Linked DNA regions of Homo sapiens: region 1 is linked to region 2. Evidence: chromatin contacts called from ENCODE Hi-C data. All regions are on one chromosome and are shown on one strand. The core of a region is the stretch at or near the end of the contact, and the rest is flanking DNA. Distances in the headings are between cores, read along the strand shown. Region 1 overlaps IPCEF1 (interaction protein for cytohesin exchange factors 1). Region 2 overlaps SCAF8 (SR-related CTD associated factor 8).

Region 1 (6,368 bases), core at 2,318-4,817, 660 kb after region 2:
ATATTTTATCACAAGCAACTCTTCAAGATGTTGCAAAAGCTTACATTTTTCCTTAAAAGGAAAACTGAAACCCAGTCCTTCAAGCATCAGCTTCCCATCTAAAGATGCACGTTAGATGAAGATAATCACCGAATACACCAGGGCTCCTCATTTCAGTCGTAACGCATCCATTGAGATTGGAATGATTGAGTTCAGTTGAAAGGCGTTTTTTGTGTTCCTACTGGGAGCTCACGGTGATGTGGGGCTCTAGGGGGGATGTGAGAAATGTCTCTTCTGTTCATTGCTCTCCAGAGAATGCTATGGACAAGAATCAAATTTTACCAGGAGTAATTGCCCATGGAAACATTCTGTTTTTCAAAAGAAGAATGTACATATTCCACTTGACTGGGAAGCTGTGTGGCCCAAATCACTGTTTGAGTGGAGGAATGTTTTCTAGAGCAGTGACTGGAAGGACAAACGTGGTGTTGCAGAACAAAAATTCCTTGCCTTTGGTATGGAATGGTGGTGCCTTTTCCATGTGATGAGAAATGCTTCATAGACAGTGGCATGTGGGAGAGCTGAAGGAGGAGGCGTGTTCCATATTCCACTCATTCAAAGGACAGCTTGGTGTTTTCACACTTTATGCAGGTTAGGGGATCTGATTAATGTTTCCTTTCCTTACAACAGCTAGAGAAAACATCTCATCACAATTGGAGACCTCTACTTCCTTTGAGCTTTCCTACTCAATGGTAGGAGATAGGAATATGTTCCGCAAAGAATGTCTACTGCTCTTGTCCTTGGCTGTGATCCCTATACATAGTGTGAATTTATATCCAGGTTTCCCAGGATCAATATTGACAAGACGACTTTGGCATCTGAATTGTTTTAATATCTTTACTCAAAAAAACAAAAAAACAAAAACCCATGGAAGCAACAAAAGAGTTAAACATGAGGGATTTATTTTTGTATGTTTATATGTCACTTGTGTGCTATGTGAATAGCTATGTTTGTTATTTAAATATATTTATAGAAGTTCAAATTACTAGTGTTTAAAAGATGATATACTATTATATATTGTGCTTAGTATATATTTGATGAGTCTATACTTTTTGCTTGAGAAAAATAGAAATACTATTGATTCACTGGTGTTATGATGTTGCACTGTGTCTGAGGAATGCTCAGGAAATCTTGTGGGAAAAAAATGGGGCATGCATTCATAATTTTTCATTTTCTTCCCCACCCCAACCCCCATGAGCTCTTAAATTTAGATTTCTATCTCTTGTAAGTCACTCTTTTAACCAGCAAAGGACTTTCATCTTAGATTATCCTTTCTATTAAATAAACTTTAAGCTTTGTGCCATTTATGCCTGCAAACCTTAGACCAAAGGCAACACAACTAATGTCATCTTTTCATTAAAGACTAATAGAAATTTAGAAATCATTGTGTTAAAGAGAGCTATAGAGAAACAATATGAAAGTCTTCCCTTACTAATCACCATGAATATTTCTCACCATAGGAATAACCACAACCCACCAAGTACCCATGTTGGCCCTGCCTACCCGTAACAAATTGTTCACACAACCTATTTTGTTTTATAGCTTCAAAGTGTGGCTTGACATTCAAATGGAAGGAACCACCTGAATTATATCTGCAAACAAAATGGAAATAGTTGTTGAATAGTTCCCCAAGCTTTACTAAGAAGCCTTAATACTCTGTAAACAAACAAACAAACAAAAAACAACCTTAGCATTAAGAAATAAAAACAAAAAACAAGAAGCAAGTTGTACTGCTAGAAACTTCTCTAAGATAAGAGGCCAGGCCAGTCAGTTTGGCCCAGCAAACATGTGGGTACTTCTCCACCTAGGGAAGCCACTGAAGATGAGTTTGACCTGTGGTGACCTGACAGAGAGAACATTCAGATCCTCAGATTGCACCCTGATGCCCTGGTTTAGGAAAGCAGTGCTTTAACCTTTTGCCCCTGGAAATTACTGATTCTTTCTGTGATTAGCAGATACCAGAAGGGAAATTATTTAGGATTGGCAATGTAAAGAGTATTGAAGGAACAACAAATAACAATAGCAGAAATAACAGTGTGACATAAAGTGCCCTTCCACCTATTTTTCTTTGGTTTGCAACACCAGCCTGTAGACTTCCAGTTTTTCTTAAATTGAAGAGCTCCAGACACTTTTGAGCAGGGTTTGTGAATAGCTTTGAATGCTTTCCTTTGGCTTTTCGTGAAGACATATTTCCCCAGCCTTTCAACTGTAAACTCCTTTAGTACCATTGAAACTTAAGGCAAAAAAGATCCCTGGGATTACTTAGCCAAGGCTTAAATTTATTTTTCAAAGTCAAGAACATTAGCCTAGAAGTTTTTGCTTTGCTAGTTAAAGCTTACTTTGCAGAGCTTCCCAAAGTGAAAGGGAAACTGAACTTCACAATTTTGCACCTGGCTTTCTGGAGCCCCATTGCCTGCTCATTCGTGTTTTTCCCCCTGTAAATTATTTTGCTTTTGACCAGGTTGTGCTAGAAAGTAGGGCTGCTTCTGTGAGTTCTCAGCCTAGGCTGTGGCCACTAAGACGTGGGTGGGGGGATAGACAGGAGTGAGAGGGAGAGTGGGTGACACTTTCCGTGACACTTAATGTAGGAAGACATGGGCTTCTCTCTCTTGGCCTCAAGCCACTTTTCTGGTCCAAAGAATATTGGGAAAACTGGATTACTTTCAGTATATTTCTTGAGACCGGGTCATCTCTGAAATGCATTTGGGGTAGTTTCCTGGGGTCCAAGGGCCAATTCCTATACCCAGTCCTGCAGTGTCTGTGAGCTGTGGAATGAGAGAGAAAACCATGGCTGCTCAGGAAGGAAGTGGAGAATCTCTCAGCACACGTAGATCCAAATCTGTGGCACCTGCTAAAGATTAGGATTTGGAGAGGACTCCTCTTTGGGGTTGTGAAGAGGACCTTTTCCCTCTGTTGTTAGCCTGTAGATCCAGAACGGAGCCTGATGTGATGCCTTCACTGGTTGATATATTGCAAATAGACACTCTGAGCCCTGCATTGCAAGGGCGTCTTTTGCTTTAAAGAATTCTTAGTTTTGCCACAACAGCTCAAATCTCAGAATAGGATCAAAGGCCTAGAAAGACTCCTAAAGTATAGGATTACAAAGACTCCAGGAAGCGTAAGAAAGAGATTGTGTTTGGAGTCAGATTTCAATGTGAAACCCATGCCTTACATTTACACAGCACTTTGTAGTTTGCAAATTGGTGTGTTTTCAGCCCCCTCCCGCTGCCCCATGCTCTGAGATGATTGTGGATTATTACAGTGAAGTGCCTGGCCCGGAGCCCCCAGTGATGAAGCAGGAACTTGAGTCTCAGGACTCCCAGCGGCTCTCTGCCCATTTCCTCCTCTCCGCCCCCCACCTCGCTTCACCTGTTACCTTGTGAAGTTGCTGTTGGCACATAGCCCACTAGGAAACCAAGAAGTTTGACTGGGAGCGTGTGTTTCATTGCACTGGGCTTAGCATACGGCTGGCCCTGGTGGCTGTTTGGCTAAATTCTCCATTTGAAACCTAAAGGGCCCTCTCTGTGCTTGAGCACAGTCTCCTCCTAGTGGTCCTGCCTCAACCTGCTGGCGGGCTGTCTATGGATTGGGGTTTCACCTAATCATGCTGTGTTTCCTTTCTTTTCTTTCTGTACATTAGACTACTTGGGAGGTGCTGTGTGATCCTTGGATGAAAAACATATATTTAAAGAAATGGAGAGTGTTTATTTTGTTTGCTTTTTGAGGCATGTGCTGTCAAATGTTAGAGACCAAACTTAGTGATTAGAGGTTGGTCCTTTGACCTTCTTCTCTTAATTGCTTTTCATGTAATCATGATAATTTACTCAGGTAGCACTCCAGTCACAAACAATGTCACAGAGATGAAACAGATTCAAAGAAAAAATATTTTTAAGTCTTTTGAAAAGAAGTGCTATTCAAATTTAAGACATGTTTAAATTCATAGGTACATTATCTCTTAGTAAGAAATACTTTTTTTTTTCTTTTTTTAGACAGAGTCTTGCTCTGTTGCCCAGGCTGGAGTGCAGTGGCACGATTTTAGCTCACTGCAACCTCTGCCTCCCTGGTTGAAGTGATTCTCCTGCCTCAGCCTCCCGAGTAGCTGGGACTACGCCCGGCTAATTTTTATATTTTTAGTAGAGACCGGGGTTTACCATGTTGCCCAGGCTGGTTTCAAACTCCTGACCTCAGGTGATCTGCCTGCCTCTGCCTCCCAGAGTGCTGGGATTACAGGTGTGAGCCACCACACCTGGCCGAAAGACAGTATTTTGATATAGCCACATACATGATTTAATGAGTAATGTTAAGTACAGAAAAGCTGCCATATCCACATAGTTTTAGGGGGCATTTCTTCTTCAGTCTAACAAGAATATGATATCCAATTGTGGTTTTCCAATTTATTTCTCTTCCAATTTCTTTTGTATACCTCACAGGAGAAATTGAATCCTAGAACTGGGAGATGACTGCCCTGCCCAGGGTTTTGTAATACATAATTGAAAATAAAAGTCCCTGAAACTAAATGTTTGCAGCCTGTATGAAATGGACTGTGGAAGGGGGATAATTTCTCTCCTCACAGAAAGCCACTCGTCTCCTTGAATGAGGCATTGAGCAGACACACGTTTCTCTGTGTCGTGGGGCAGGAAGCAATTCCCTTGCCTCTTCAGCACATCTCAGTTCTTTCCCACATGACCCCAGAACCACATAGAAAACATTGAAAATAATGGATTCTTCATTGTATTTGAATTTTTTTTTTTTAACCTTTAGCCCAAAAGGGAAGTGTGCCTCGTGGAAAGAGCAAATGCCGTAAAATAGAAACCAGGAGTTTTAATCGCCATATATTTTAATGTGCTTGCATGATGGGAATGTGACTTTTAGCACTGCATGGTGTTTGGGGGCAAGATATTAATGTGGAAATCTTAGCTTAAGTTTTACTGTGCTCTCATCCTGTGTCAGCTACCCCTCTAAACTGAAAAAGAGGCATGGCTCATTTCTCTCCTGCTTTATGTTTTTGAGGTTGACTTGTAAGATAAAAATAAAAATAAGAAAAAAATATATCTAGGCAAATGACATGAAAAAAAAGTTGAAATATACTACTGGTGTTCATTTTTGTCCTGCAGTGTTGCTTTCTCAAAGAAATAAACATGTGGCTGGAAGTGTTTAATGGCTGCGTTTTGATCGTCTACAACAAGGTTACAGTGCCCTCTGGTGGCAGTCATCAAAATCGCTTCTAGACTTGTTTTTATTTTTAAATAAAAGATCTAATTATATTGGAAATCTGTTTCAACAATAATCGATGTGGTCTTTTCCAGTGGTTCTCAAGTTACAGGTTTATTAATACAATAATATTTAGATTTTTCAAAAATTGCCATTGGACCACTAAATTTGACTTGCACATTGTATTACTTATTATTTCTAGGCACCCACATTTTGTTTAAAGAATTTTTAAAATTTGCATATTATAAAAGTTACAAAATGTGGTACACAAGCTGCTTAAAACATATGAGATATTTATTTGAAAATGAACAAAGAAAATAATGAAATAGCCTAATAAATTGCCTTTCTTTGGATCCACTGATCAGAGGGAATCAGCCTGCATTTGAACTGATTCATGCTCCTTGACTGCTGTCTACACACACAGTTTTCATTTTGTTCCTGACTCTCTCCCAAGTCTCACCTCACAAGCCAAGCTCCACCTTCTGTCTTCTTTGTCCTGCCACCACCAAATATTTCTAGGCTCCTACATGGAAGCAGGAAAAATTATTTTAGACCAAAGGTATTAGTAAAAGGTATAGGCACCATGCGTTTCCTGATTTCGGGAACAATCTCATATTATTTCCTATTCCTGATATAACAAATTACCACAAATAGAGCAGCTTCAACAAATTTGTGAACTCACAGTTCGAGGAAGGTTGCACTCCTTGTGGAGGCTCTGGGGGAGAATCCATTTCTTTGCCCACTCCCTGGGCTACAGGTGCCCCACTTCGCTTGTCTCTGAGCTTCTTCCTCCAGCTTCGGTGTCAGCAACTTGCACCTGGTGCCTTCCTTCTCTCCTCGCCTCCTCCTGGGGCTTTTTTTTTTTTTTTTTGAGATAGAGTTTCACTCTGTCGCGCAGGCTGGAGTGCAGTGGCGTGATCTTGGCTCACTGCAACCTCCGCCTCCCGGGTTCAAGTGATTGTCCTGCCTCAGCCTCCTGAGTAGCTGGGATTACAGGCACCCGTCATCACTCCTGGCTAATTTTTCGTATTTTCAGTAGAGACGGGACTTCGCCGTGTTGGGCAGGCTGGTCTTGAACTCCTGACCTCAGGAGATCTGCCCGCCTCGGCCTCCCAAAGTGC
Region 2 (6,575 bases), core at 1,494-3,993:
AAATCACTTAGTTTCCTCATTAGAAAACAACAGTATTTGAATTACTTAACCAGCTTCTTATGAGGCTCCAAAAAGATCACACACAGTCAAAAGTAAGATGCAAAATGGTTCAACTCAACTCAAATAAAGAATTCTGTTACTATTACAGAAAAGTCAAGTTTGGCCATTTAAGGAAGACTGGGAACTAAGACTAGAAAGGAAAACTGGGCAATTTTCTGATAAATAATGATAAAAAGATCCCACAGACATAAAACTGTAACCACAGGGAATGAAATCAGACGCCTGATGAATTAAGTCTCCTCATACTTCCTGTTTACCAGGATGGATGGATGGATGGATGGATAAATGTCTCCCCAAACAAATGACTACAAAACATTTCACCACACAGCAGGAGGAAGAAAGACAGCACGTAATTTTTAAATAAAAGAACAATTAAAATAGCTAACCAAAGATGTCTGACCCTCAGGGAAAAGCATCAGGCCTCATGAAGAATAAAACACAGACTCAAAGGAGGAGACTGAGTGGTGCAAAACTAGTGCAAGAATCAAGAGTGAAAGAGTTATGCTCAACTTACTAGCAATTCGCTGGCCATACTGATTTTCTTACCTAACATTTGCTCTGTTTGATAAAAAAGAGAGTAAAAGAGCACGAGAGGGTGAGAGAGTGAGAAGAAAAAGGCAAAAGAAACTGGGATCCTAAGTCCAGCTGTGTCTCCACGACTGCTTCTGTGGTCATGTGCAAGTGACTACAATTCTGTGGAACTCTCCATTTCCTCAGAGACAGTTTTTTAAAAAAAGGAATTAAACCAGACCACACATAGGGTTCCTGCTAACTCAAACATTTGATGATGTCAGGAATCAAGCATGGTACACTGCTATAAAACTCAAGAACATTTTGTTAGAATTCCACTAAAAAATAAAAATAATTAAGGAGAGAAACAGCACCAAAATAAACACAGACATTATCAAAGTAAAGCAATCCTTTTAAAGATGTGTATTATTTAAGGCAGACATTACTGGGCTAATTAGGAACAGAAGTGATTCTTTGTATTAATAAAAACCTCCTTTTTTAAAACCTTAAATTATTAAGAACTGATACTTGCATTAATGGATTCAATCTGTCCAAACTCTTCAAACAGGTTGGTTAAGTCTTGCTGTGTTGCCTTCTTGTCCACTTGCCCAACCCAGAGAGTAGTACTACATACTGTCAAGACACAAGAGACAAATGACCTAAATCATTTAGACATAGTTACTTCTTTGAAAAGTAATTGAGGAAAAAGCAGTAATACACATAATAATTAAATTTAAGATAATATATTTAAAAATAATTGTCAATGAACACTTGCATCTGTTATGTTTAAAAACAACTAAAATCACAAGTATTAATTCACATCTCTGCCAAGTCAACCACTTACATGTCACCTGTTTTCAAGCTTGGCTGCACACCTGAACCATCTGTGGATGCCAGGGTCCCATTCTAAGAGGATGAGTGGCATGCAGTGTCAAAGACAGGAACTGAGAGTTGTAAAATTCCCTAGGTGATTCTAATGTGCAACAAAGTTTCAAACCCACTTCTCACCGTAATCCCATTTGTGAACCTTTTATTTATTTATTTATTTTTTTGAGACGGAGTCTCACTCTGTCGCCCAGGCTGGAGTGCAGTGGCACAATCTCGGCTCACTGCAAGCTCCGCCTCCCAGGTTCATGCCATTCTCCTGCCTCAGTCTCCCGAGTAGCTAGGACTACAGGCGCCCGCCACCACACCCGGCTAATTTTTTGTATTTTTAGTAGAGACGGGGTTTCACCATGTTAGCCAGGATGGTCTCGATCTCCTGACCTCATGATCTGTCCGCCTCGGCCTCCCAAAGCGCTGGGATAACAGGCGTGAGCCACCGCACCCGGCCTGTGAACCTTTTAAGCGTCTTTCTGTACTGGAAGGATTAAGTGAATGTGTCTCCCTAATCAAGAGATAAATCTAAAAACAGCATCTTATCCTTAAGGAAACAATCCTTTCTGGGAAGATACAAAGGGAAAATGGCCAAATCAGAACCCCTTAACCCCTTGAAAGACTTAAAGATACTTAACTGTTGAAAGCCACATCCCCTTAACAAATATTAAACATGAGACACCTTGCCTACTTTCAGCTGTACAGTTCATGCCTCCACGAATGCCTCCTTTTACAGAAGACATTTATTTAAAAAATATTTATAGCTGACACCTTTGCAGAATTTTCATATGTTATATTTGGATTTATGTCAATGTCCACATTTCTGGCTACCTTTGATCTATAATAAGACAGGTTTCAGGCAGGTTTTACTCTATGGCTAATTTAGCCCCACATGAAGGTACCCTTGGCAAGATCACTACTGAGTGCCCTAGGCTTTTCAACCAGGTCTCTCCACTCTGGCTAGTCAGAACTCTAACATCTTCTAGACCTGTGTAAGCTTTAGGAATCACTTAGCTAACACAGAGTCCCTGGTCATTGTTCTTTCCCTGCAAGCTGTTTATCTCCTGTAAGTCTTACCCTATGCATATTCAATTTAATCTTCAACCAAAGTCTCAAGGAGCTCTGCATTAGGTTTGTTTTTCGTTTGTTTGTTTCTGAGACAGGTCTCACTCTGTTGCCCAGGCTGGAGTGCAGTGATGCGATCTCAGCTCTCTGCAACTTTCACCTCCCGGGCTCAAGTGATCCTCAGCCTCGCGAGTAACTGGGACTACAGGTGTGCGTCATCATGCTCAGCTAATTTTTGTTGTATCTTTAGCAGAGATGTGGTTTCACCACGTTGCCCAGGCTGGTCTCAAACTCCTGGTCTCAAGTAATTTCAAAGTGCTGGAATTACAGAGGCAAGCCACCATGCCTAGCCTTGTAACAGTTTTTTATTGCTGCTATAACAAAATAACATGAAGTTAGAATAAAACAAATATATTCTCTTATAGTTCTGAAGATCTACTATGGGTCAGCAGGTACGCATTCCCTCTAGAGGGCTCTAGGGGAGAATCTGTTTCCTTACCTTTGCTAGGTTCTACAAGCTGCCTGCCTTCCTTGGCTCATGGTCCCGTCCTTCGTCTTCAAAACCACCTCCACATTTCCCAAATTCTCTCTCCTTTCATTATCACATCACCTTTTCTCTTCAACGTACTTGCTTCCCTCTTATGTACCCGTGTAATTAAACTGGGCCTTCTGGATAATCCAGGTTCATCTCCCCACCTCATGATCTTTAATTTAAAAGGGCCTGAAAAGTCCCTTTTGCCATACAATGTAACATATTTAAAAATCCCAATGATTTAAATGTAGATACCTTTTAGGGGGCCATTATCCAATCTACCACAAAACCTTAACAGAAGTCTGGGGCTCTGTCATGGAAAAGATCCCCCCGCCCCTTTATTTTTGGAGACGAGGTCTTGCTCTGTCACCCAGGCTGAGGCTAGAGTGCAATGTCCTAATTATAGCTCACTGCAGCCTCCTACTCCCTGGATTTAAGGCCTCCTCCTGTCTCAGCCTCCACAAAAGCTGAAACTATAGGCACACCATCACCATGCTTGGCTAAGTTTTTATTTTTAGTACAGACATGGTTTTGCTCTTCCCAGGCTGGTCTCAAATTCCTGGCCTCAAGCAATCCTCCCGCCTTGGCCTTCCAAAGTACTGGGATTATAGGTTTGAGCCAGTATACTCAGCCTTAAGGATTCTTCTGTTTTTTGTTTTGTTTTGTTTTGATATAGGGTCTTGCTCTGTTCCTCAGGTTGGAGTGCAGTGGCACAATCATATCCCACTGCAGCTTCTCAACCTCCTAGGCACAAGTGATTCTCCCACCTCTTTCTTGAGTAGCTGGGACTACAGAAGTGTGAACCACCTTGCCGAACTAATTTTTTTTTTTTTTTTGGCGGTAGTGATGGCATCTCACTTTGTTGCTCAGGCTGGTCTTAAACTCCTGGCCTCAAACAATCTGCTGGCCTGTGCCTCCCAAAGTAGCTTGGATTACAGGTGTGAGCCGCTGCACCTGGCATTCTCTTTTTCCTCTTTATTACTGGTTCTGCATATTCCAGCTGCCTTAATCTCCCTGAACTCTGTTCTGTATTTCCCATCTCTTTCAATATTATCTCTCTACACATTTTTCCCATAGGAAACTCCATTATTTTCCCCAGAAAGCATTAATGATTCTTGTCATCCCATGCAGAAGGGACACTTGATTCCTGGAATGTTATTATTCACTGGTGCTTTATATCCCCTAGACTATTCACGAAAACCTTATGTTCTAAAATCCATGCTAAAGACCAATAAATCGTATGAAAACACTACCATATGTTTAAAATGTGTTAAGAAAGAATACAAACCACAGGAAATTGATACTGCTTTTGAATAAGGAGAGTTGTGAGGTAAACAATCAGAGATTATTTTTCACTGTATAGGCATACCTTGGAGCTACTGCAACTTTGGTTCCAGACCACCACAATAAAGCAGATATCACAGTAAGGTTAAGGCACATAAGTTGTTCTTCCCAGTGCACACAAAAGATATGTTTACACTACACTGTAACCTATTAAGTGTGCAACAGCATTATGTCTAAAAACAAAAATGTACATACCCTAATTTTAAAATACTTTTTGCAAAAAAAAAAAAAAAAAAAAAGCTGACATAGAGACAAAGTAGGCACCTGCTATTGGAAAAATAGTGCCAAGAGAGGTACTCAACATAGGGTGGTCACAACCCTTCAACCTATTTAAAAAAAAAAAAAAAAAAAAAAAGGCAGTATCTTCAAAGCACAATGGAGTGAAGTGCAATAAAACAAGGTATGCCTGTATTTGGTTATGCGTTTTTTATTCACGTGCTTTTTATTTTCTTTTTTGCTGTTTGTTGTGCCCATGAAAATAAAACAGAAATAAAAAATAAATTCCACAGTTAAAAACTATGTAAACAGCACACGTATTTACTGCGGCACTACTCACAGTAGCAAAGATTTGGAACCAATCCAAATGTCCATCAATGATAGACTGGATTAAGAAAATGTGGCACATATACACTATGGAATACTATGCAGCCATAAAAAAGGATGAGTTCATGTCCTTTGCAGGGACATGAATGAAGCTGGAAACTACCATTCTCAGCAAACTATCACAAGGACAGAAAACCAAACACTACATGTTCTCACTCATAGGTGAGAATTGAACAATGAGAACACTTGGACACAGGGCGGGGAGCATCACACACTGGGGTCTGTCAGGGGGATGGGGGGTTGGGGGAAGGGTAGCATTAGGAGAAATACCTAATGTAAACGACAAGTTGATGTGTGCAGCAAACCAACATAGTACATGTATACCTATGTAACAGACCTGCACTTTGTACACAAGTACCCTAGAACTTAAAGTATAATTTAAAAAAAAGAAAAAACTTAGATGACGGGTTGATGGGTGCAGCAAACCACCATGGCACCTGTGTACCTATGTAACAAACCTGCACGTTCAGCACATGTATCCCAGAACTTAAAGGAAAATGAAATAGAAAATTAAATGGTTAAAAAAAAAAAAACTGTGTAAACAGTGAAATCAACAACATGACAAATTAAGTGAGAAATTAAATGAGAGCGACTCCATATAAAATCCTTACTCTAATAATGGCAAATAAATAGATAATTCTGAACGTCTTAATGGTAATCATGCGAGAAAGCACAGTAGAGATTTTTGTGGTTAAACGTTTGACATTATTTCTTTTATCAGCCAGCACTAAAATGTTTAGATGTATACCATCACCCTAAGGGACAAACAAACTTCTAGAGCAAGGATAATCAATATTATCAGGTTGACACTAGCTCTCACAACCAGGTAAAATTCATGCAAGATAGCCAAGGCCTACAAGAACTCCCAAAACTTAGTAAGAAGATGGCTATTGCCTTTTATTATAGGCCTGGGTTTCCAAGACGCTCTAGTAGCACAAATTATACCAATTATTTTTCTAACTCCCTGGCAGAGGGAATTTACGTGGAAGTCTTCAGAAATTAGATAACACAATCAATGTTTAGCTCTTTGGAAAGAATGACAATTTGTTCGATTTTATGTACTTCTTTGCCCATATGTAAACTCTTAGTTCATCTTAAAAGTCATAACCCACCAAGAATACCCTAGGCAAAATTTGGCACTAATTAAAACTTATTTTGCTGTGCTTAACATTCCTACCAAGTGAACCCTCCCCACACCTGCTCCAAAACCAAACCCCACCACTACCGAATCTGTTCTAATCATACGTAATTGACTAACATGTAACCGTGCAAGGTTTGTACAGTAGGAATTATCCTGTAGTGCTAACCCATTAACATTATAATTACTTTAAAAATTAGATATAGCTAAGTATATGCTTCCTTTAATAATTATTCCTACAGACCTGGTGGCCATAATTGCTAAGAATACTATAGACAGAAGTCACTGTGTCCATGCTACAGATACCAGCCTAGTCTGCTTTTTCAGTCAATATGTATTTTCTAACTTGCATTTGAAAAACAAACAAAAAATCAACCCTCAATGACCTTGGTATTTGAATGGAATCTGTTCTTCCTTCTTCTTCTCTTCTCTATCATGTTACAAAAA

What was found. Hi-C counts contacts between places; a loop is a spot of excess contacts on that map. Pooled maps may share reads with other maps.
Region 1: a loop to region 2 is called in a map with no recorded cell type, with 2.5 times the contacts of the local background. The contact joins two enhancer-like sites. A Hi-C loop is called at or near these places in 18 of 168 maps with a recorded cell type or tissue (A673, CD4-positive, alpha-beta T cell, CD4-positive, alpha-beta memory T cell and 12 more), 17 of 37 single-sample maps with no recorded cell type and 39 of 50 pooled maps.

The regions. Positions count from the first base shown.
Region 1 is chr6:154,153,435-154,159,802 of GRCh38, reverse strand. It overlaps IPCEF1 (interaction protein for cytohesin exchange factors 1), which reads left to right. Exons shown (of 12, transcript NM_001130700.2): 12 at 1-5,307. It also overlaps a transcript of OPRM1 not described here. Among named protein-coding and RNA genes, the nearest start is that of OPRM1, 120 kb to the right of the region's middle. Within about 2 kb of position 3,567, at least 11 of the 41 ENCODE cell types and tissues checked have a DNase peak (open chromatin) inside an H3K27ac peak, as active enhancers do.
Region 2 is chr6:154,810,344-154,816,918 of GRCh38, reverse strand. It overlaps SCAF8 (SR-related CTD associated factor 8), which reads right to left. Exons shown (of 20, transcript NM_014892.5): 13 at 1,103-1,203. Among named protein-coding and RNA genes, the nearest start is that of MIR1273C, 40 kb to the left of the region's middle. Within about 2 kb of position 2,743, at least 4 of the 41 ENCODE cell types and tissues checked have a DNase peak (open chromatin) inside an H3K27ac peak, as active enhancers do.